2 separate regions of the Mus musculus genome follow, and region 2 is linked to region 1. A link is a loop called in an ENCODE intact Hi-C map of the cell type or tissue named here. Cell type or tissue: left cerebral cortex. All regions are shown on one strand. Links, peaks and the distances in the headings refer to the core of each region. The heading gives the core; the rest is flanking DNA. Region 1 has its middle 20 kb from the start of Gm36356. Region 2 holds the start of Gm36062 (a long non-coding RNA gene).

Region 1 (10,734 bases), core at 1,103-9,102:
ACACTTGAAACAGCTCACCAAGCTCTTTCTTTTCCCATAGATTCCATCTTTCTGGGATTCACTCAACCTGCCTGCACTTTAATTTCAGATACGTACAATGCGAGAATAAACAAGTAGATGACTCCAGTTTTCTTGGCTCTTAAAACACACACCACACCTCTGTCCACCCATAAATGATGGTATCAAAGTTTTCTAATGTGATACCGGCCCCCTGTGGGGACTCAGTTTCTCTGAAAATGAGGACGATGTGACCTCCTGCTGGCAAGTGACATAAAATGTAATTTTAAAGCCAGGCTCCCCCTGCCCAGGGCATGGACTCTCAGATGTCTTCCTAGCCACACCTCCTCCACAAGCGTGAGATTTGAGCCCAAACATCAGAGATTACTCAACAGGACCAAGGGGTGAGGGGACAGATGTTTCTGCACAAAATTACTGACATTTCTTAAACTATGGGAAAGTCAAGAAGCTATTTTTCAACCAAAAATCCTGGCTGCATTTGTTGTAATAAAGTGGGGAGGCCAAAGGAAATGACAGATCACCCCATTAGTACATAGCTGCACTGAGAGAGAACAGAACAACGGTTTCTGCTATGTGAGTCTTCTGAGATTTCTCACACTTGGCTAGCCACTTCAGGCAAGCGGCTCTTCTCTGAAAGGTGACCTGAGTCCCCAAGAGACAGACAACAGGAATTGTTTAGTGTGGTTAAGCAGCTCAGAGCAAACCGGCACTCCATCTCTCTAGAAGATTGACTCTGTCAACTTTGCAGGGACTTAAAGGAGGGATCCCCATGGCTCTGAGGGCTTTGATCTGCTGTGTGGCTCACTGGATGCTGTCCATTGAAAGGGGATTGCTGAAAAATCTCTGTATTTAGGGTCTCTGAAGTCTTAGGGTTTTCTAACATTTCAGCGTTTTCTCTGGTCTCCTACACTAACTCTAAAACTGTGAGAGTCTCAGGTCAGGAAGAAAGTGTGTATTTTTTTTTTCATCCATTCTGTGTCAAACATTAATTGAGCAACCACCACTGTGGACCCTGGGCCTGAGTTGCAGGCATGACTAGGATACTTGAGTCAATGTCATCGATCTCTGACATGGACTTCCAAGTACCGCTGTTCATAAACTTCTCCAACAGCTTTCCCTAAGCCAAAGTGACTGATGCTATGCTGCCAGGTGTGAAAACCCAGACTAGAATATCATGCTCAGTAGACGACATGGAGCACAGGAAGAGCCTTGCCACAAAAGCCTCAACAGACAAACTCACGTCGAGAGCTGTATCTATCTCATTCCCTGACTACCGACTCTTGACATAAAGGGTCAAATATAGAGGAATGCTTTTGTAAAGACATCAAAAAGACTTCAGTGTTCCTGTGTCACTGGTGGTGGTGGTGGTACTGGTGGTATTCTCAGACAAGGTCTCACTATGCCCTGGTTAGACTAGGACCTACGGTGTTATTCATGTTGACCTTAAACTCACAATAATCCTCTGCCTCTGCCTCCCAAGTAGCTAAAATTACAGATGTGAGCCACCATACCTGACTTCAACCTCTCTTTCCTCTCCTCTCTCTCTCTCTCTCTCTCTCTCTCTCTCTCTCTCTCTCTCTCCCTCTCCCTCTCTCTCTCTCTCTCTCTCTCTCTCTCTCTCTGTAACACACACATATTCCAGTATGAAGGGTAAGCTCAGTTGTCAATTCTTGCCTTCTGCCCTGTCTGAAGCAAGGTCCCTTTGTTGTCGTTTTCCTACAGTGCCATGAGCTTCTGGGAATTTTTCCATTCCCATCTTCCTACCTCCCTATATAACCCTCAGTGTTACAGGACCCATGCTATACTTTTGGCTTTATGAGGGTTCTGGAAATGATGACCTCAAGTCCTCATCCTTACACAAGTGCTTTTATGCACTGAGCCCTCTCTCTAGTCTCCCAACATTTCTTAAAGACTTTATAATGATGATTTGTAGACAATGGCTGCGTTCTAGACTGCTCTAATGGATCATATTTCTTTCATTATACCTAACTGCAAGATGGTGCCAGCTGATGCAAGGGGACCTGAGGCTGTGTTTGTTTGTTTGTTTGTTTGTTTGTTTGTTTGTTTTGTAGTCTTCTCACTGAGAGCCATGGCTGCCTTCCCCAGGGTCTGGGAAACAGGGATGCTGCCCTTCCTGCTGTTCATATCTCATTCATCACTTCAGCCTTTGCCAGCATGTTGCTTAGACCCATTTGGAAGGACCCTGCCTTCATTTGTCACCTCCCATGACAAACACTGAAGCTGTTTGTATGATCTGTGACTTGAACCTTGCCTTGGCTTATTGTCAAGATCTGTGGTGTGCTCTGTGGTGAAGAGAAAAGTCTGGGAATCTCTTGGAAATCTGTATGGGGAAACTGACCCTTTTGTATGTGGGTTATACCGTACATGGGACCTTTGTCCTAACCCTACCAAGCTAAAGCAATGAGCAAATGAACCCTCATTCTGCTTCGGGTACCCATGAGGCAATGGGCATATGAATTGTGGCCTGAGTTCCTCTAGCTGTATGTGCCTGTAACTATGGAACTGATAGGGTGGAGACAGTAAGGAGTCTGATCCTGGGAGTCCGCAGCAACCAGCCCAGCCTACTTGGTGAGCTTTCAGGCTTGGTAAGATATATTCTGTGTCACAAAAAGAAAAAAAAAGTGAATGGTGCCTAAGTAAGGACACATGAGGTTGATCTCTGATTCTCACACACAAGGCACACACACTACCCAGAAAACATACCCCCACACACACACACCCCAAAAGAGACTGCTGAGATGGCTCAAATGGTAAAGATGCTTGCATGCAAATCTGACAAGCCCTGGGACCCATATGGTAGAAGGAGAGAAATGAGAACTAACTCCAGGTAAGTTGTTCTCTGACTTTCACATGTGTGATACACACACACACACACACACACACACACGTATAAAAATTATATGTAATTAAAATTTTTTTCAAGGGAAAAACACTAGAATATAGCCCACTCTTGGGGTTACACACACACACACACACACACACACTCACTCACACACATAGACACACACGCACTGCCCTCTGTTTCCACTTGTGTATAGCTAGTCTTTTTATTAGATAAATGCCAGTGGCCAGACCCCAGGTGTTTCCATTCATGTTAAATTGTTACCCTGGGTAGCTTTTCATGTTAGCCTGTTTCCCAGTGTGAAGGAGCTGGGTAGCAACAGGATATGTCCCCGCACTGAGACTGTTATGGAAACATGTCAACCACCAGCTTAAGTGACATGACTGTACCGCACCGGGAATTGAGTTACTTCTTAAGAAACTACTGAGAGGAATGGTTAGACCACACCTAAAGTGGGTTTCACAGAGCTGCTTCCTCCAGCAGGACATGGCCTCTGCTGTCTTGAATCAGAGCAGCTGTGCTCACTAGCAAAGACCCTCAAGAGAGAGGCTTGTTGTGTCCTGGGTTCCCCTGCAGCTCACAAACCTTCACAAGATTCTCACAGACCTTTTTCCTTCCTGGGTAGAGGATGTGGGAGGTGGACTGGGGCTTGAGGCTCTCAGTAAGGGGACTGATGTAAGCTGCACAGAAAACTTCCCAAAGATGTGATCACTCTAAGTCACCCATGCTCCTGTAAGGAACTCTAAATTGACCAGTTATCAAAAGAGACTCCCATGGAATCTTTTCTTGGATCTGTCATCCCTCTATCTCCAACAAATACATATTTCTTTATGTCTCATCAAAAAAAAAAAAATCACATGACACTAGGCATCTGGGGTCAGATTGTGTGCTCCAGAAACACATCTTAGTCTTGGTTCTCTCAAGTCTAGAACCAAATTAAGAACTAGAAGGCACTTGGCTCTCGGGAATGGACTGGGGAGTGCCAGTAAGTCTTAGCTCTTCCTACATATTCATTGCTAGAAAACCCTGTGAACTGTGGGCCAGAGAAGACTGCCAGGCAACCCCCTGGCAAACTCTGTGTGTGTGTGTGTGTGTGTGTGTGTGTGTACACGTGCACGCGCGTGCGCATGTGTATAGGTACATATGTGCTGCATATGTTTATGCATATGTGTATAGGGTACATACACGAATATCCAGAGGCATACCAATGGATGTAGAGGTCAAGGAAGGCTTCAGTTATCTTTTTCTACCATTCTCCACTTTATTGTGTCGAGATGGGGTCTCTCATTGAATCTGTTTCAGTTAGGCTGTCTGGCCACCAAGCTCTCAGGATCTGCCTGTCTCTGCGCCCCCAGCACTGGAGTTATGCACAGGGATGCCCAGATTTAGATGTGCGTGCGTGCTAGGAACACAAAGCCAGCTCTCCAGGCTTCCACAATAAGTGTTCCTATCCACCAAACATCTTCTCAGCCCTTGCAATGGGTCTGCTCGAGTTAATCAACTGTTCCTTTCTCATCTTCCAAGCTCATTACTGCACATCATTGAAGATTCCAGCCCAGGTCTTCCCCTCTGCCATGCAGCTCTCTCCAACCTCCTCAGTGCGGAGATCATAGCCCAGAAGATTGAAAGCTATTGGGCAACTATAGTCACTCCAGATGGTTCACAGGAGCCTGACTGGTCCATAAGCAATAACTCTAGGTAGTCACAATCTGAAAAGAAGACCCTATGGTCAATATAAGGCCAATGCCAGTATGTGCCCAATATGACTTAAGCCAACACACCGCAGTGGTATGCACAATGGAGGCATGAAAAGGCCAGCACTGCTGTATGGCTGTTCCACTGTAACTGTCATTATCCATGCTATAACAAGAGAAGCATGGATGATTGGCAGCTCGTATGTCTCAGGGCCTGCCTCCCACAGCATCCACTGCAGAATCTCTCTGAGTGCGTTGGAAATTTACAGCCCAGGGCAAGGTGCAGTGTGAATGTCTCTTAAAATAAATAAACAAAGAGTAACAGCAACAAGACAAATACAACAAAACCACATGGCATCATGTGGAAGGAAAGTGTGACCCCTGCTGGATGCTCTTGGGACTGACTACCACCAGGCAAAGAAAGAGAAGGCAGAAAGGGACAGAGGGAAAAAGAGAAGAGGAGAGGAGAGGAGAGGAGAGGAGAGGAGAGGAGAGGAGAGGAGAGGAGAGGAGAGGAGAGGAGAGGAGAGGAGAGGAGAGAAGAGAAGAGAAGAGAAGAGAAGAGAAGAGAAGAGAAGAGAAGAGAAGAAAAAGGCTTATGCTGATGGGCTAACCCAAAGCCCCTGTAATCCGCAGCCCCTCTTTCTATGAATGGAGGTTGAATGAGGCAGTCTGATGGAGCTCACCGCTGCGTAGCGCCTGTGTCTCCTGATACCCCAGTATCCTCACGGGGAGAAACGAGCCTGCATTCACTCCCAGGAGGCAGAGCATCCAGAAGCATGCTTCTCCCACATAGTTAACATTTTTCAAACGACTTTGAGGCACGGTTTTGTGGACAATCCTGCAGTGACTGAGCTTGGAGAATTGGTATGTGGCGGGGACAGGAAGCCTTTGTGTACTGAACACTGCTGGCTTGTTGGCGCTCCCTTTGCCAGTTCGCTGTGGGAGGGGTGGCGGGGTTGTTTTGCTTTGTGAAATTCAGTCCTCTTGCACACTCCGCTCTGCCCACCCTGAGGACCGAGAAAGGGTGAAAAGACGCCAGTGGGGAAAATAAAATCTCCCCTAAACTTCAGAATAGGGAAAGCTGGAAAGAATGAACCCCTGACCTCATAAAACATCACTTCTTCCCTGACAGGGCAGGATGTCTCAAGCCTGGACAGTGTGGCTGGAATGAGGCTTCAAGTGCAGCCCAGCTTCCGATGTTACAAATCTGCCCGGGAATTCCTTGGATTGGATACCCACTCCGTCTTACCTGCCAAATATGCAGGTGCTTAACAGAGACCATGTCTCTTTTATCCACAGTTTGCAGAGTCCACCACTGTCCTGGATGTCTTGTTTGTGGCAGAAGTACACACCTCTCCTCCCCTAGACCCACAGCTACCTCAGACAAAACAGTCCTAGCTGGACTGAACTGGTTCCATCTGTTGACTCTGGAAACTTAAGGACACCCAAACTCAGCTTTCCTGTGAATGGTCAAGGAAGGGAGTGGCCCTGTGCCCACCTGTCATCATTTGACACATACAAGAAGATGCAAGGGTATGAAACCCCTTTTGCCATCAAAAGAGACAGAAAGGCAGCCTCCCATACTGACTGCCTATGTCCTGAGTCTGTCCTGCTGAAAAATGTTCCTCCCCTGTGTCACAGGATCCCAAAGATGCCACCAAGTCCAGAGCGGCCATAGTCTCCAGCAGCAGCAGCAGCAGCAGCAGCAGCAGCAGCAGCAGCAGGAGGAGGAGGAGGAGGAGAAGGAGGAGAAGGAGGAGGAGGAGGAGGAGGAGGAGGAGGAAGAGGAGGAGGAGAAGCAGTTCAGCATCTCTCACCTCACCTTTGCTCTGATCCCAGTACCTCCATCACAGTCTTACCACCCTCCCCGCCACTACTGCCACCATTCCCACAGCCCTGAGCACCATCACTGGCACGGTAGCGGTAACCACAGTCACCATACCATTCAGCAGGGCCACCGACAACCACTGCCATCACAACCACCATTGCCAATTACTATAGCAACATCCACACTATCACACCACAAGCACAATCCCCTCCTCTGGAAGATGCTAATTTGTTTCTGTTCCCTGAAACTGGGTGACTGTCAATTAAGGTGGAACATCAAGCGGAGGGCAGAGGACAAGAAGTTAGGAAGTGAAGAGAAGATCAGAAAAGCTGAGCTGGCAAACCCTTGCAGAGCTTTGTGTGGGAATTTGTTACTGCTGGAAGGGTCACCATTTGATACAAGGAAAAAGATATTTTGTATTTTTCTTCTATTCTACTTCGTCCTACAGTGCTGGGTGTGAGCTCTGGGACCTTGTGTATAGGAAGACTCCAGCTCCTTCAACGCTCTCTTTCCCTGTTCCTCACCTACCACGCTGCGGGAGTCAGAAGGGCAGAGGTTGAGTAACCTCAGGCACTCGGGCACTCTCTTGGCCTCATCTCCTTCTCTGTGAACTGGGCACAGAAGCAGCTTTGTGGGGTGGCCCGTGATTAATGTGATGGTAATCATCACCACTGCATGGTTGTATACGCATCATTAGCCAGGAGCTGGCACTGGATATACGAAAAGTGGATTTGCTTTGCTCTTATTAACCTTTTATGTCTTTTTCAGAGTGTAATCCCCATGCATTCAATTTACATTAAAAATAGTAACAAATGGTCTTTTAGGTTTGACTAGGGGTGAAACACGGGAGATAGGAGATGGGAAATAAATTCTACTGAACATACATGACAGGCACAGTGGCAGCCCATATGGAAGTACCCAAATGAAAACAAATGAAAAGTTTGGGATGCCCCTTAACGTACAGTGTCTCCGCATCCCGAGCCTGCTGCCCGAATTTTGGAGCACCACTGTGGCCCACACGCTGAACGTCAGAGCGGCTGCCACCACGTGCTATATAAGGATGGTGGAATGAAACCACAGGAAATTAGACCCTTGGGCCCTGAGGTGTGTCTTTATGGACATGAGCTGCCCACCTCTGACCTTTGTGTGTAGTGTGGATGGTTGAAGGAGTTGCGTGCATGTACATGCCCGTGTGTGTAAAGACCAGCAGTTGACACCGGATATCTTTCACAAGCACACTGCATATTATTTTTTGAGTTGAGGTCAACCTGGTGCTCACTGTGCAGCTAGACTGGCTAGGCAGCAAGCCCAGGGGATCTCCCCACCATCTTTGCTTCCCCAGCGCTGAGACTGCAGGTGTGCCTACCACTCTAGGTTTTTTACCTAAGTGCTAGGGACACAGACTCAGGCCTACCTGCTTACGTAGCAACTAAGCCTAAGCCACCATCTAAGCCATTCGTTGTCCAGCCCATTTTTTTATGAGATACTAAGTTCTAAGGTTTTGAAGCTCCATTTAGTTTGTTCTCACTGTTACATTGTAGCTCAGTCAGAGGCTCTGAAGTCTCTCTTTCTGGTTCTTTTGTATCAGCAGCCTGACTAGAACACAGACCCAAAGGGAGGGTCCCGAAGCTTTTGACTTCCGGGTATCTCAGGTCCTCACCCCTACCCCCACTCCCCGTCACCCGCAAGCTGGGCTAGCGTTCTCTCCCATTGCCATCTCATACTGTGCATGTCTGTAACCCCGTACACTGTGTCTAATATGCCACTTTCCATTCCTTGGGTGAGGGGAACAGTAAGCCCAAGGCAGCTTGGTCTTCACAGCTGCCAGCGCAGGGCCAGGGATGCTAGCCATTAGCTAACATCATTAGCACGCAGGAAAGGTTTCTAGAGGCCATTTGGGAGGCCATTCAAGGCCTTCTGACTGACTTTAGAACCCTTGTCTCTTAGTAAACCCCAGTGAAAATGATGGTCTGTTGAAAGAGAATGGACCTTGGAATAAGACCCGGGCACGTAGCACAGCCACCTCTGCACAGGTGGGGGCCTGGCTCCGCCCACGGTTGGTCCTGACGTGATGCCAGGCTTCATGATAGATCAGACAAGTAATTAAATACAGCTCTCTGAGAGTACAAAAATTGATCACCAAAATAGCTCATGGCATGTATCAAAAATGTTTGTTTACAGACAGCTGACGGGGCGCTAATTACCTCCTGACACCCTCCGATGACACACAGTCATCCCCCATGCCGGTCCTGACAGCCGTGAAGTGTGTGGCTGTCACCCCAACTCACTGAGCAGCAATTCCCCAAGCTGAAGCCTTTGACCTCGTTCCCCTTTAAGTGACAGGGATCAGCTGGTCCTCGCTGCAGGCAGCCTGACCCTTGAAGAACCTGATCTGGGTTTTTTTTTTTTTTTTTTTTTTTTTTTTTTGCAGCAATCCTTTCAACTAGAGAACTCTGTTCTCTGGGCTTCAGGTTCCAGATAATTGCTGTGTGATTGTACATCAGAGTCCTTGGCAGCTTGTTACGGGAATGAAACCCCTCCAGATGTGGGTGAATGCAACTCAAGGCAAGCCCATATTTTAATTGGCACCCTGAGAACCCCTGACCAAAACCTCCATTTTTCCCAATTTGGGATTATAATTCTCCACTCACTGATTTCAGAGGTCTGCTTCCTGTTTCAAGAGTCAGTCACTGAAATTCCATTCGATTTCTCAGTAAGGGTCAGGTAGGGCTCATGAGCTGCTGGCCTGCCTGAGCCAGGTTGGGGTTGGCCCATCTTCTCTTGCCTCGGCTGTGGAAGTGGGTATCTAGGTCCTGCAGAAAATGTCTACTGTTCTCACTCACATTTCATGAAGTTGTAATAAAAAGGGCTCTGGTGTTGGGCAAGTTCAGGGGCTTCGGCTCCCGACCTGCCTCCTATTGAGTTCTCTTTTTCCATCTCTGTTTTGTGCATTCACTTAACAGTATTTATTGATTGCCTTTGATGGGATGGGCATTGTGCCCAGCCCTGGCTCCTGCAATAAAATGAGTCTCTCAGAGATTTCATGCACAGAGAAGAGAACAGACCATGACAACCAAGCAGGTCCGGCCAGAAGGACCAACTCTGGGATTGTGACCATATGTTGGATAACCTCAGGGTGCTCAGAGAGGGTCTAGGCTCTTAAACATCTGCATGATGCTGAAGGTATATGTTCTTGAATGTCCTCATACAGCTGGAGTATGAGCTTGGGAATCTAGAAAGAACATAGAGAAGCTGGAGGCAGGAGCTGATGCAGAGGCCGTGGAGGAATGCTGCTTACTGGCTTGCTCCTCAAGGCTTGCAATCTCTGCAATTGTCCTGGCTAGTTTCGTATTAACTTGAGTTACCTGAGAAGAGGAAACCTCAACTGAGAAAATGTCTCCATGAGATCCAGTTGTAGGACATCTTTAAAGTTGATTGACTAGGAAGGGCCCCACTTAGAAGGCTCATCCTGTTGTGGGTGGTGCCATCTGTGGGCTGGTGGTCCTGGGTTCTATAAGAAAGCAGGCTGAGCAAGCCTGAATAAGCCAGTAAGCATCATTCCTCCACGGCCTCTGCATCAGCTCCTGCCTCCGGGTTCCTGCCCTGATTGAGTTGAATTCCCAACTTCCTTCAATGATGGACTATGACGTGGACATGTAAGCCAAACAAACCCTTTGATCCCCAAGTTTCTTTGGATGAGATGTTTCGTTGCAGCGATAGTAACCCTAACTAGAATAGCAATCTTCTTTCCTCTGCCTCTCCTAACTGGGATTACAGGAAAGAGCCACTCCATGCAGATCAACACATATGTTCCTACGGATTTAGTCCGTAAAATGTATTCTGGTGCCTTCACTTCAGCAAAATCACAGATTATGATTTAAAATGAAGCTGCTTAACATAGATCCCAAGTGAGAAACTCCCGGCTACAAATGCAAATGTCCTCCATGTATGCATCTGCTTTTAGTCAGTCAGAAGTCTCCCTGTGTCTGCTACTGTCACTCGCTTTGGCACAACCATAATCCATGTGTCAGAGCTGGAGGAATGGCTCAGCAGCCGAGGAGCATTGGCTGCTCTTACAGAGGGCTGGGATTTTATTCCCAGCACCCACATCACAGCTGACTATCATCAGCAATTCTGGAAGCAAGGGAATCCATCACCCTCTTCTGAAATCCTCAGGAAATGTCTGAATGTGGTTTGCAGACATATACACACACAGAACAGCTACATGCATTATTAAAATAAAATAATGATTCCTATACCGAAGAGGCATATCTGGGGTGGTGGATTCTGTGCCCTGTACAAAGTACAGGGGTATCACACATTCCTTC
Region 2 (10,734 bases), core at 1,923-9,922, 63 kb before region 1:
GCTTTCCCTGAGAACCAAGAGCTACCCCTGAGACCCCTCACTTACTCTGACCCTTGGCTAGGGGGCCATGATTCTTTCGACCTGGTGAGATCAAGGCTGATTGCCAGAAAATTCCATCAGAGAGATGAAGGTGTGTGATGTTTTCATGGAACAAAGTCCAGCCGCGAGGGATGGATACAAGTGAGGGGAAGGAGCCCTCAGTAAAGCCTAAAGTCACTTCCTGGAAACCATGTGATTAAACTGACCAAGGCCATCCGCAACCCAGTCACCCCTGCTGCCTATCTGCTGACCTCCAACCCTGGACCTCACCTCTGTGACAGTCCTATGCGATATATTTTAATTCTTGCCTGTGCTTAAACATTGATCATCAGGTACCTCCTCATGATGGTTCATGAGATGAGAATTCTGCAGTTACCGTTGAAAATTTTTATGGCCATCCTTTGCAGAGGAATTGATCACACAGTGGTTTACTGGCTAGGAAGACGGATGAATTGTGATACCCAAGCCTCAGTGTCAGGAGCTCAGGGAGGCTGTGATTTAATGCGATGCTGTTGGATGCCAGCCAGCCACCCAGTGTCCTGCTCAATCCAGAAGATAAAATATACAGCTTACCTGGCCAGAGGCTGTCTTTTCCCCATCAATGTTGTCTGTGACTGCAGGACATCGAGTCCCACTGAGTTCTCATTTCCCACTTAGGATGTCCTCCAAAGCACACGGGCTGACTTTGACCTACAAGTGAGAGAGCAATGACAGATGCTATTTAAATGTATACCGGTCTTTAAATAAACAAAGAAAAAGGCCTATTTCACCAGCAAAGAGTTGTAGAGGAAGATATTAAATGGCTCTGTTGATTTATCACTCATCAGTTCCCCAGGAGGGCATCAAAGGAGGGCAAACACCAGAGTCACGGTGTTAAAGCAGCAGTAGAGGCCCAATAAGGAAAAACTCCTGGTAAAGAGAATAGGATCTCTGGCCTGGGCAGAGATCTAATAATATTCCAGCTAAACAGGGTCCCCAGCCTGGCTAAAGGGGCCACCCCTAAGAAGGTATGTTCACCTCAAGCCATGTTAAAGAAATGGATGGAATAATTAGCCCTTTAATGGATACTATTCTATTCCTTCCCAGAACTCCTACAACCCCACCCTGCCCACAGCCCAGCCTCTAGGAGCGGAGCCAACCAGAGGTTCTGCTGCCTCTGCCCAAACACCCTTCTGAGTGAGGACTCAAAACGGTGCAACATTTTTCTTTCTTGTTTTCTATCTCTTTCACGTGCTGACCAGAATCTAAGTTTGTTTTTTCAAGTACTTTGAGCTTCTTTCCTCAGCCCCTGTCCCCAAAATGTGGCTATCTTCAGCCATGTGGTGTGCCTCCGTGCTGATAACTCACACACCGTGGCCTTTTCCTTCCCTCCCCCATTCTCCTCCTCTGGGCAGCTGCTGATAGTTAAGGCATGCCTACTCTGTTGCCATTGTTTGTTTGTTTGCTTGCTTGCTTGCTTGTTTTGTTTTTACCCTTTAAACTTCTGCTTGCTCCATTCATGAATTCTTATATTAACGAGAATAAGAAAGACAGGAAGGGACCCTGATTTCCCCAGGATCAGTAGGAGTCCGGGGATTTCTGTGTGGGAGACGCCCTCGGCTTCTCAGACTGGACAATTAACAAATGCACGCTGTTCGCTGGGTTCGCTCAGTCTAGGTGGTTTCCGTTTTCCACTTGTATGACAACTGCAGATTTCTGGAATCAGAGCATCGTGAAGGAATTACCAACCTGTGTCCCCTCTCCGGCAATTTTCTCGATGATCTGACTTCTCAATCGTGAGCCCTTTACTTCTCGTTCCCGTGTTTACATATCTGTTCAAATCCCGGTGATTAAAAAGGAGCTGTCAAGGTTGATGGTCCTAAAATAAGACGCAAGTGCTCATCTTTAATGTACATATTAACATTGATGGCTCCACTTCCTAATCCTCGCTGAACCTTCAAGGAAAGAGACGGAAACACATCAACGAAGTGAGATTTTTTTTATTCTTAAGAAAAAAGGAGGACAATCTCAAAAAATAAAAATAAAAATAAATAAAAAAGAAAAGGGAGATTAACAGTATGTAGATCAATCTGCAATGGAAAACTACTCCAAAGGGCAGGCAGGCATCCATATTTAAATTCAGCAGGTAAACAACCAAATGACTAAGAGATTAAAGTAGAAAGATGGCTTGCTGGGGAGAAGGGTTTCAGAGTAAGGTGGTAAAAATCACCAAAATTCAGTATATGAAATTACCAACGTCTTATTTAAGAACTTTAACTGAGGGCTAAAGTGTAGTGACACCACTTAAACTGCCTCCGATAACTTACATGAGAAGACAACAGTAGTCTATCACACCAAGAAGTATTAGGCAGGTTAGAAGGCTCAGCTGGTAGGAGTTGTCACCAAGCCTGAATATCTGAGCTTCATGCCAGGGGCTCATGTGGTTGAAGGAGAGAAGTGACTCCTGAAAGTTGTCCCCTGAGCACCACACACAAGTCCCAACACCCATGTCCCACCCCTCAAGATAAATGTAACAAAAAGAAATAATAATAAAAAAAAGTGTTGTAGGCGGGTTTTTTAGTCATTTTACTCACTATGACTAATCTTTGAAATAACTAATATATCCTCGGCTGTGTCTTTAAATACACAAAAGAGGTCCTGGTGGCACAATCTTCAAACAATTCCACACACATTCAGTCACCAGAAAAATTATGGTAAAACATGCTCTTGACGTTCTGTTATTTGTTTAATAAAAAGCAACCTTGTACTTAAAAGAATTATATGAGATTTATGCATTCCTCTTTTTAACATGCTATGAATAAACTCTATAAATAAAAGCAATTAAAGCAAGTGTTTCTGATATAGTGCCAGTGTGACAGAGATGGGCCAGAGGTGGGAGCTACTCAGCTGCAGGGCTGCTGTACTGCCCAGCACACAGTTGGATGGTGCACTAAACCTGGCCATGTGTGAACCGTTCAATTTTACCTCTGATAGAAATCAAAGCCAGAAGGATCCAGTCGGGGTTATGACAGCTATTTAATCCATCAAGCACGACACGGCTGGTAACTTTCCCCCAGAAAGCGGTGGTTTTGTAAAGAGCCCAGTAAGGCATATCTACCTCGTGTAAGCAAAGGTTACGCCGGCAGCCTTCTCTCTGAGAACCCAGGCCGTTACATCCTGGATGCTCTTTCAGAAGCTGGAGTTGGATTGCAGGACCTACACTCTCAGTCGCTGTTGGAAGGTAAAGCAGGCAAGGTTCAAAGCTATTTGGGTTGTTAGTTCCGAGCTGCTCAAAATTCCTTTGTAATTAGAAATTAGATCACCTTTGGTCTCAGAAGCATGTGCCTGGAAAATAAAGCCAGGATTCCCTCCAGGCAGATTCTGAACCCCAGCAAAGTTCTTAGAAGAAATGTAAAACTATCTTGCTTTGATTCATGAGAGTTGATGACTTTTTCCTCGGGAGTGATGAATTATTTAGAAGAGCCCTGATGGCAGGGACTCAATAGCCAAGTGAGAGTTCGGTTTCTGGGTGGGAGCAGTTAAACTGTATCCAGGGCTTAGGGACTATCAGTTAAGGTGTTTTGGCAATCAAGCTACCTGTGGCTTTTCAGAGGGATCTGTCCACCATAGACAGATGCTTTGAGGACTCCCCCACAGTCTCATCTGGGCTGGTAAGTGCACGGGAGGTGCTGTCCTGTGGTTCCCTTAGGCAAGATATCCATTCCCTCATATCCCTGATATGTGCGCAGAAGAACCAGTCAGGTTCTCTCTTAAACCACAAAAAGACCGTATCAGTTCAGTCTCTACTCAGAGACAGTTGATAGATATCTGGTTATTATAAATTATTCTACAAACTACCCTCCAGTAGGAGGGTGCACACACTCACATGACCCAATGAGGTTCCCCCACAGTCCTTTCCTCAGGTTAGATAACAAAACAAGGTGGCTAAACACTCAACTCCGAGGTCTAGTCTCAGTGTTTAGAATCACTGTTGGATGAGACCAGGGTGGAAAGTTTGGCTTTGGTGGTTGCTCAGGCACCAAGGAGTTGGAAGAGAAGGCTCACTTAAAAACCAACCAAACAAACAAACAAAACCTCCCGAGTTTTGCACACAGGGCCTATTTTTATTTTTAATTATTTATTTTTGTTTATAGTAATCACCATTATTATATAATTATATATCATATTAGTATTATGTGATACTAATTGCGTTAGTGGAGGGGAGCATGCCATGGCATGCACTTGGAAATCAGAGGATTTTCTGAGAGTAAATCATTTCCTTCCACCATGGAGTCTGGGGATCAAATTCAAATCATGAGGTCTCTACCCATTGAGCCATCTTTCTGGCCCATGAGTTGCTTTTATTATAGCAAGTGCTCTCCAAACAAGCCCAAGGCTGTTGTTTCTTTTTTTAATTATTATTATCATCATCATCATCATTATTATATTGTATGTGTATAGATGTTTTGCCTGCATAAATATCTATGTACCATTTGCCGAGATGAGAAAAGGGCATTGGATCCTCTGGAACTAGAATCACAGATGGTTGCAAGCCACCAAGTAGGCACTGGAAAACAAACAAACAACAAACAAACAAACAAAAACCAATCAGAGTCCTCTGGAAGGGCATCCAGAGCTCTTAACCACTGACCCGTCACTTCAGCCCCCAGGCTCCAACCCATAGCATTCAATCTCTGTACCGAACCTTGCCCTCTGTTCTGCTCCTCAACACCTTTAGATGCTTGCCTTACATCTTCCCAGCCTCGCTGGCCTCCAGACAGCCGTCTGCCCCACAGGCCTTACCACAGAAGCTAGTGTGATCCAAGGCGTTTAGTCTATTTCGTTGATGTCGAATTAGCACGCCATTGCATGGCAGTCTGTGAAAACTGTTCTGTGTGGCCATGAGGTTATCCCAAGAATGAGCTAAGCCCAATCCACACATGGATGCACCAAAACTTGTTAGACTATAACAGAGTCATGCCTTGAAGAGAGAAAAGGCCCCTAAGCTGTATGCAGTCAGGAGTAAGGGAACCCGACTAAAGAGAGCTGGGGTGGGGGCAGGGAAGAGATCTCCTTTCTCCTGGAAATCACCTCCTGAGTTCACAGGCATGGGACTTGTGAATTGACCACTCACCAGTGACTGGTGTGGCAACTTAAAGTGGGGGGAGGGGAGGTGTTCATAGCTTAGAGATTGACTGAGTCCTGTGGTCTCCAGTTAAAGAAGTGACTGTGGGAAACCTCACTGAAACAACCACAACAGGTGTTCAAAAGTTCCAAGCACGTGGGGAAAAAAATGTGTGTCCTGCTCTCCTGTCCTTAGTGATGGTTTAGGGTCTAGCCTTGAGGACCATCGAGACAGCATCAGTGAGCTAACCCAGAGCTCACTCACACCTACTGGATTTCTGAGCACATCAGTTGGTGTCCCATTAGGAAGACAGACTGCTTCAGGGGTCACAAGAAGGGGTGTTTGACAGACATTAACTTATGAAATTATAGTAAGAGCTGGATGCAGGGGATGATGGAGGTATTAGGCATTGCTAAAGCTCCACACCTCTGCTAGAGCCAGCACGCCCAGGACCCTTGCAGCATGCTGCTCCTGTTTCCCAGGGCAGAGCAGGCTGCCACCCATGCAAGAAGACATCCACTCTTACCAGTCAACACGACAGGAGCTGCTGCAGTCGCCTGCTCCCACACCCCCTCTGCTCTCTTGAATTGGAACCCAGTTGCCATGTCTAGCTAGAGCATCCCTCAGAAACAAGAGCTCTCTCGCTGCCTCCAGCCTGGTATGAGACCTCTGCAACCCAAAGCCTTTATGGGACCCCAGCTTCTTCTGAAGGTTCTTAAGCCAGAAGAATAAGAAGGCACAGAATGACCCTACCATGACAAACGTAGCGGTGAGTAGTTGGACAACCCCTGGCACAACACTTGGAACCTATTTTTAAGAGGTGCCCAGCTCTGATCCACATGACTGACCACACCAGTGTCTGTAGGGAAAACCGCAAGCAGACCAAGGTAGAGTTTCCAGCAGACTTCTGGTGAGATGGGCAAAGTTGAGTTTATCTTTTCGTTTGGATGGTGGAGATGGCTGAGTGTTTAGGAGCACTTATTTCTCATGCAGAGGACTACGGTTTGGTTCTCAGCACCACGATCCAGCAGCTCATAGCTACCTGGACCTACAGCTCCAGGAGACCTGATGCCTCTGGCTTTCTCGAGCTCCTGTACGTGTGTCCATAGCCCACACAGACACATAAAAACAAATCTGTAAAGTGTTTTACTTTTTAAAAGCTAGATTGAGTAATATTTACACACTTCTCAAAGAAGTGTCTTTCACAAAAGAAAACCTTTCATATCCTTGTGAAGCTCAGAATATGTTGCAGAAGACCCCCAGAACTTCTTTATGCTTCGGATGCATGTGACTCGAGGTGAGGTAAATGTTATTGATTGAAAACTAAAACTCCAGAAGGCTCAAGGGCTGAGGTGTAGCTCAGTGGCAGGGCATTTGCCTGGAGTGTGAAAGGTCTGGGGTTTCATTCCCAGTGCTACAGAAAACCCTTATTGTCTGGGGATGGTGACACACAGCTGTGATACCAGCGTGTGTGTGTGTGTGTGTGTGTGTGTGTGTGTGTGTGTGTTAAAAATATCACACACATGTCACAAAAATTAATATTCAAGTTTTAAGAAAAAAATACCAAAGAAGACTTCTTAGTAAACAAGCTTGTTTTGTGGGGATTCTTTACTTTTTATTAACTAAGTCCAGAGAAGAAAGGCTGTATCTTTAAAATAAATTTCATTCAAAGTTATCTTTATCGATGTCTATGCATTCTGCATACACCTTTAATAAGGAAGGCATGAAGTTAACACCAATCGTCGCTTCTCCTCTCTAAGCAGACTGTCATCTACCACTAGATGGCGCCACAACCACATAATGACAGGCAGGCATCTCCCTGGAGGAAAGAGGTCCCCTTGGACTTACTCTGGAGGGTAAGGAAGACAGCCTCTCTCTTTCCAGTACTAGGACTTGGTTTCTCGTTTGTTGTGACCTTTGAAAACTCATGCTTAATTGCATTAGAACACTGCCCCCCTGTCCAGCTCCAGCAATCAAATTCACACAAATTGCTTCATTGGTCCTGGGGATGAGGCTGAGGGCTGGGGGCTGGGGGCTGACTCCTCTTGCCTAAAGTGGAAGAAACTGAGAGGCTGAGTTAACTCATCCCAGATCACATAGGCAGTAGTTAACCCAACCCAGATACACTTGAGTGGACTGAAATTGTACAAGCCCACGTGCCATCTTGGAGCCCAGCTGCCATCACCCCTTCAAGTCCACGACCAAGCTCCACGTCAGGGACAGTGGTCCAGCCTCACCGCTTCTCGTCACTCCACAGCAGAATGACTGACAGGAAACCATTTAACCTTGATTCAATCAGAACTTCAGAGCTGGTCGGAAAGATGAAAAGACCACAGCTTAGGTACACCAAAGACCCACTGACTGTGACTCCTTAATTGAACCTACATGATTCTAATTTTCCCCAAAACACTGGTTTCTCACCACAACTGAAATATGAAATGCAAGCGTCATGTCCTTGTCAGTGTAAATTAGTAAAATTTAATTACAGAAAATCAACCAACAGTTTTCCTTAATTTAAGAAAAGTTGATACATAGCAACCAATCCCAAAGCAGGCTGAAACATACCCCTTATGGTTTATAAAGTGGGCCACGGCCGTGGCCACTTTGAAACGAGCCTCTTTACACTAGGTTCCCAGCCTCTTACACTGCAGCCTGTGCTTTTCTGTGTGGCAAACATTAGCAGCTTTCCTGCTACCTCTCAGGCCAGCTTTGTCAGTCCTGTCTTCCAGCATTTGTGGGATGCTGGAGACTCAGCAATATATGAAGTGTTACAAGGAGAAGAAGCACCCGATAGGCTCATATGTGGGCCTCTCTCCACACTCAGTGTACAGCACTTACCCCAGAATTTATATAAATTTATATAAAATGCCGGGAGTGGGAGGCAGGGACTGTTCTAGAACTTAAGGCACGGGTCAAAATCCAGAGCAGTGTACACAAAACCATGCACACACTGCATTCTGATCTGGAAACATAAAGGTCAAAAATTAATTTAGGGATAATCTGAGAATTTTAAATATTTGCTGCTTTGTATAACATTAAGGGATTGCTGTTAACTTGCTAGCCGTGATGGCAAGGTTGGGACTATGTAGGACAAGGTCATTTTGTTTGTTTTGTTTTTGATGGGCACTGATTGCTACAGAATAAAGCCAAAAATAATTAGTATTTTTGAGTTTTAATCTTATGTTTGGAACTTTTTTTTAGAATAAAAGTTAGAATACACAAAAGAAAAACAAGTCTTGAAATTAGTTAAATGATCTATACTTAAATCCTGGCCAATGTTTCCCTAGTAAAAGGACATTGAGAAAAAAGCAGACCAAGGCAAAATCATTCTTCAGTTTTATATCAAGAATGTATGTGGTCAGGCCAGAGTGCCTGCCTAGCACATGAAAGGTCCTGAGTTCAGTCCCTAGTGATAGATAAAAGATAGATAGATAGATAGATAGATAGATAGATAGATAGATAGATAGATAGAAAGAAGGATGGATGGATGGATAGATAGATAGATAGATAGATAGGTAGGTAGATAGCATATTTGGATTAGAGTTTAACATGTATGAACAGCCAAGTGTTTAACTAAACATATTACTTTTGTATCTCAAAACCTAAGAGAACAACTTAGAAAGGGAAAGACTTGTCTTGGTTCAGAGTTTCAGGGGCTTCAACCCATCTTTGGCTCCACAAGCTCAGGCATAATGTCATACTGCATGGTGGTAGAAGTGGAGGGAGGCAAAGACTGTTCACCTCATAGTGGACAGGAAACAAAGACAAATCAAGGCACCCCCTTCTCCAAAGACATGTCTCCAGTGATTGAGTTCCTCCAGCTGGATCCCTAGTGTCTGAGAAGCCTAAGTGTGGCCACTGGCCACAGAGCCACACCTCAGTGCCTCTATGTTGCACACCACTGCTGCCCACAGGAGAGGCTTGGCGGGTGAAAGGGGTGGTAACAGCAGCAACAGGTGTGAGTACAGCTGCCAGTGTGTGTACAACTGCAGGTGTGGGTGCAGCTGCAGGTGTGAGTACATCTGCAGGTGTAGGTGCAGCTGCAGGTGTGGGCACAGCTGCAGGTGTGGGCATACCTATAGTTGGGCTTGTGTTTGGTGGGGGATGTCTGGAAGGTAGGTAGTGTCCACAAGGTAGGTAGTGGGTCACTTCAAAAGGGTAAGAGCTTGAAAAGGGGCCCAGGGCTGTTGTCCTGCCCTGAGACTCAGCAGGGCATGCTCTCAGCCCTGTGAGTTCTCTCTTAGACATATTTTTCTCTTCGAAAAATTCTCATCAGGGTTCCTCAAAGATGATTCAGGTGTTAAAGCATTTTCCCAAAAATGACTGTTCTTCATCCACTGAGAGTCACTGGGGTCCAGCCTGCTGAAAGCTCAGAAAGCTATTACTGTGAAGACAGGCGTCAGGCTTGGGCATCAGAGAAGGAGGGTAGAAATACAGCACAAATTGTAATGATTTTTACAGGGAAATTACAGGAAGGTTCACTTGATCTTGGAGGTCCTAGAGCCCACAGTGTTCACGAGTTAAAACTTCAACAGAAAGAAACTGCAAAGATAAGAACCTGGGAAGAGACTGGCTGTCCGTTATTCATTTGCATTGCAAGAGAAGACTATTTTTTTTAAAATTATTTATTTATTATATGTAAATACACTGTAGCTGATTTCAGACTCACCAGAAGAGGGCGTCAGATCTCATTATGGATGGTTGTGAGCCACCATGTGGTTGCTGGGATTTGAACTCAGGACCTTCAGAAGAGCTCTTAACCACTGAGCCATTTCACCAGCAAGAGAAGACTCTTGAAACTTGCTATTGAATACTATTGAAATGGCATGAGTTTCTTCGCTTATGCCTTTAGAGTGTCCCATTGTGTGCACATACCACATCTTGTTTGTGGTTGGACACTTGCACTGGTTTTGTTTCTTGGCTATTGTGAATAGAGCCACAATAAATGTGGGTGTGGTGGCGACTCCTCAGGGTTCTGACTTTGTTTCTTTTGAACACATATTGGGAAGATTGCTGGATCATACACAGCTACATTAATGTACACTTTGCCAAAAGTGTTCAAGGGTTCCCTGTTATCTACTTCCTCACCACACTGGTTATCTTTTTTCCGTTTTGATGACAACTATTCTTCCTTTTGTTTGTTGATACTGCATTGCACTGTCTTGATTTGCATCACTCTGGTGGCTGATAATGCTGGGTATCTTTTCATATACCTGTTGTCTGTTTGTGTGCTATCTTTTGAAGGAAGAATTTAGGCATTTGAGTTTATTATCTGTTTTGGACCGGATTATTATTACTTGCTGTTGAGTTTGGAGTTCCTTGCCTATTCTGAATGTTTATCACCCCCCCCCCCCTTCAGATGCACAGCTCTCAAATGCTGTCTTCTGTTCAGCAGCTCATGACATCCCTGTGCCAAAGCTTTTCAGTTAAACACAATCCTATTGGCCTTTCTTTGCTTTTGTTTCCTATGTTTTAAGGATCAGGTTTTTTGTTTGTTTGTTTGTTTGTTGTTTTTTGTTTTTTGTTTTTTAGAAGGGTGAGCTCTTTCCTGGAGGATGGTGTGTTTTTTGTCTATAGTTTCATTTTTCCAG

The links. A loop is a pair of places that touch in the nucleus more often than their neighbours do. Peaks named below come from ENCODE experiments on the same cell type or tissue, not always from the same donor. Only the 100,000 strongest peaks of a DNase experiment are listed, where the experiment ranks them.
Region 2: it touches region 1 in a loop (8-fold over the local background); 16 of 42 quality-filtered maps call a loop at or near these places.

Annotation. Positions count from the first base shown.
Region 1 is chr7:135,460,125-135,470,858 of GRCm38, forward strand. No RefSeq gene overlaps it. Among named protein-coding and RNA genes, the nearest start is that of Gm36356, 20 kb to the right of the region's middle. In left cerebral cortex, for the core only: a CTCF peak has its summit at 4,942 (motif pointing left); DNase peaks (open chromatin) are centred at 4,948 and 5,451; H3K27ac peaks cover 1,022 bases.
Region 2 is chr7:135,396,688-135,407,421 of GRCm38, forward strand. It overlaps Gm36062 (a long non-coding RNA gene), which reads right to left and starts at 2,790. Exons shown (of 4, transcript XR_378562.4): 1 at 1,057-2,790; 2 at 613-729. In left cerebral cortex, for the core only: a CTCF peak has its summit at 6,923 (motif pointing right); a DNase peak (open chromatin) is centred at 6,933.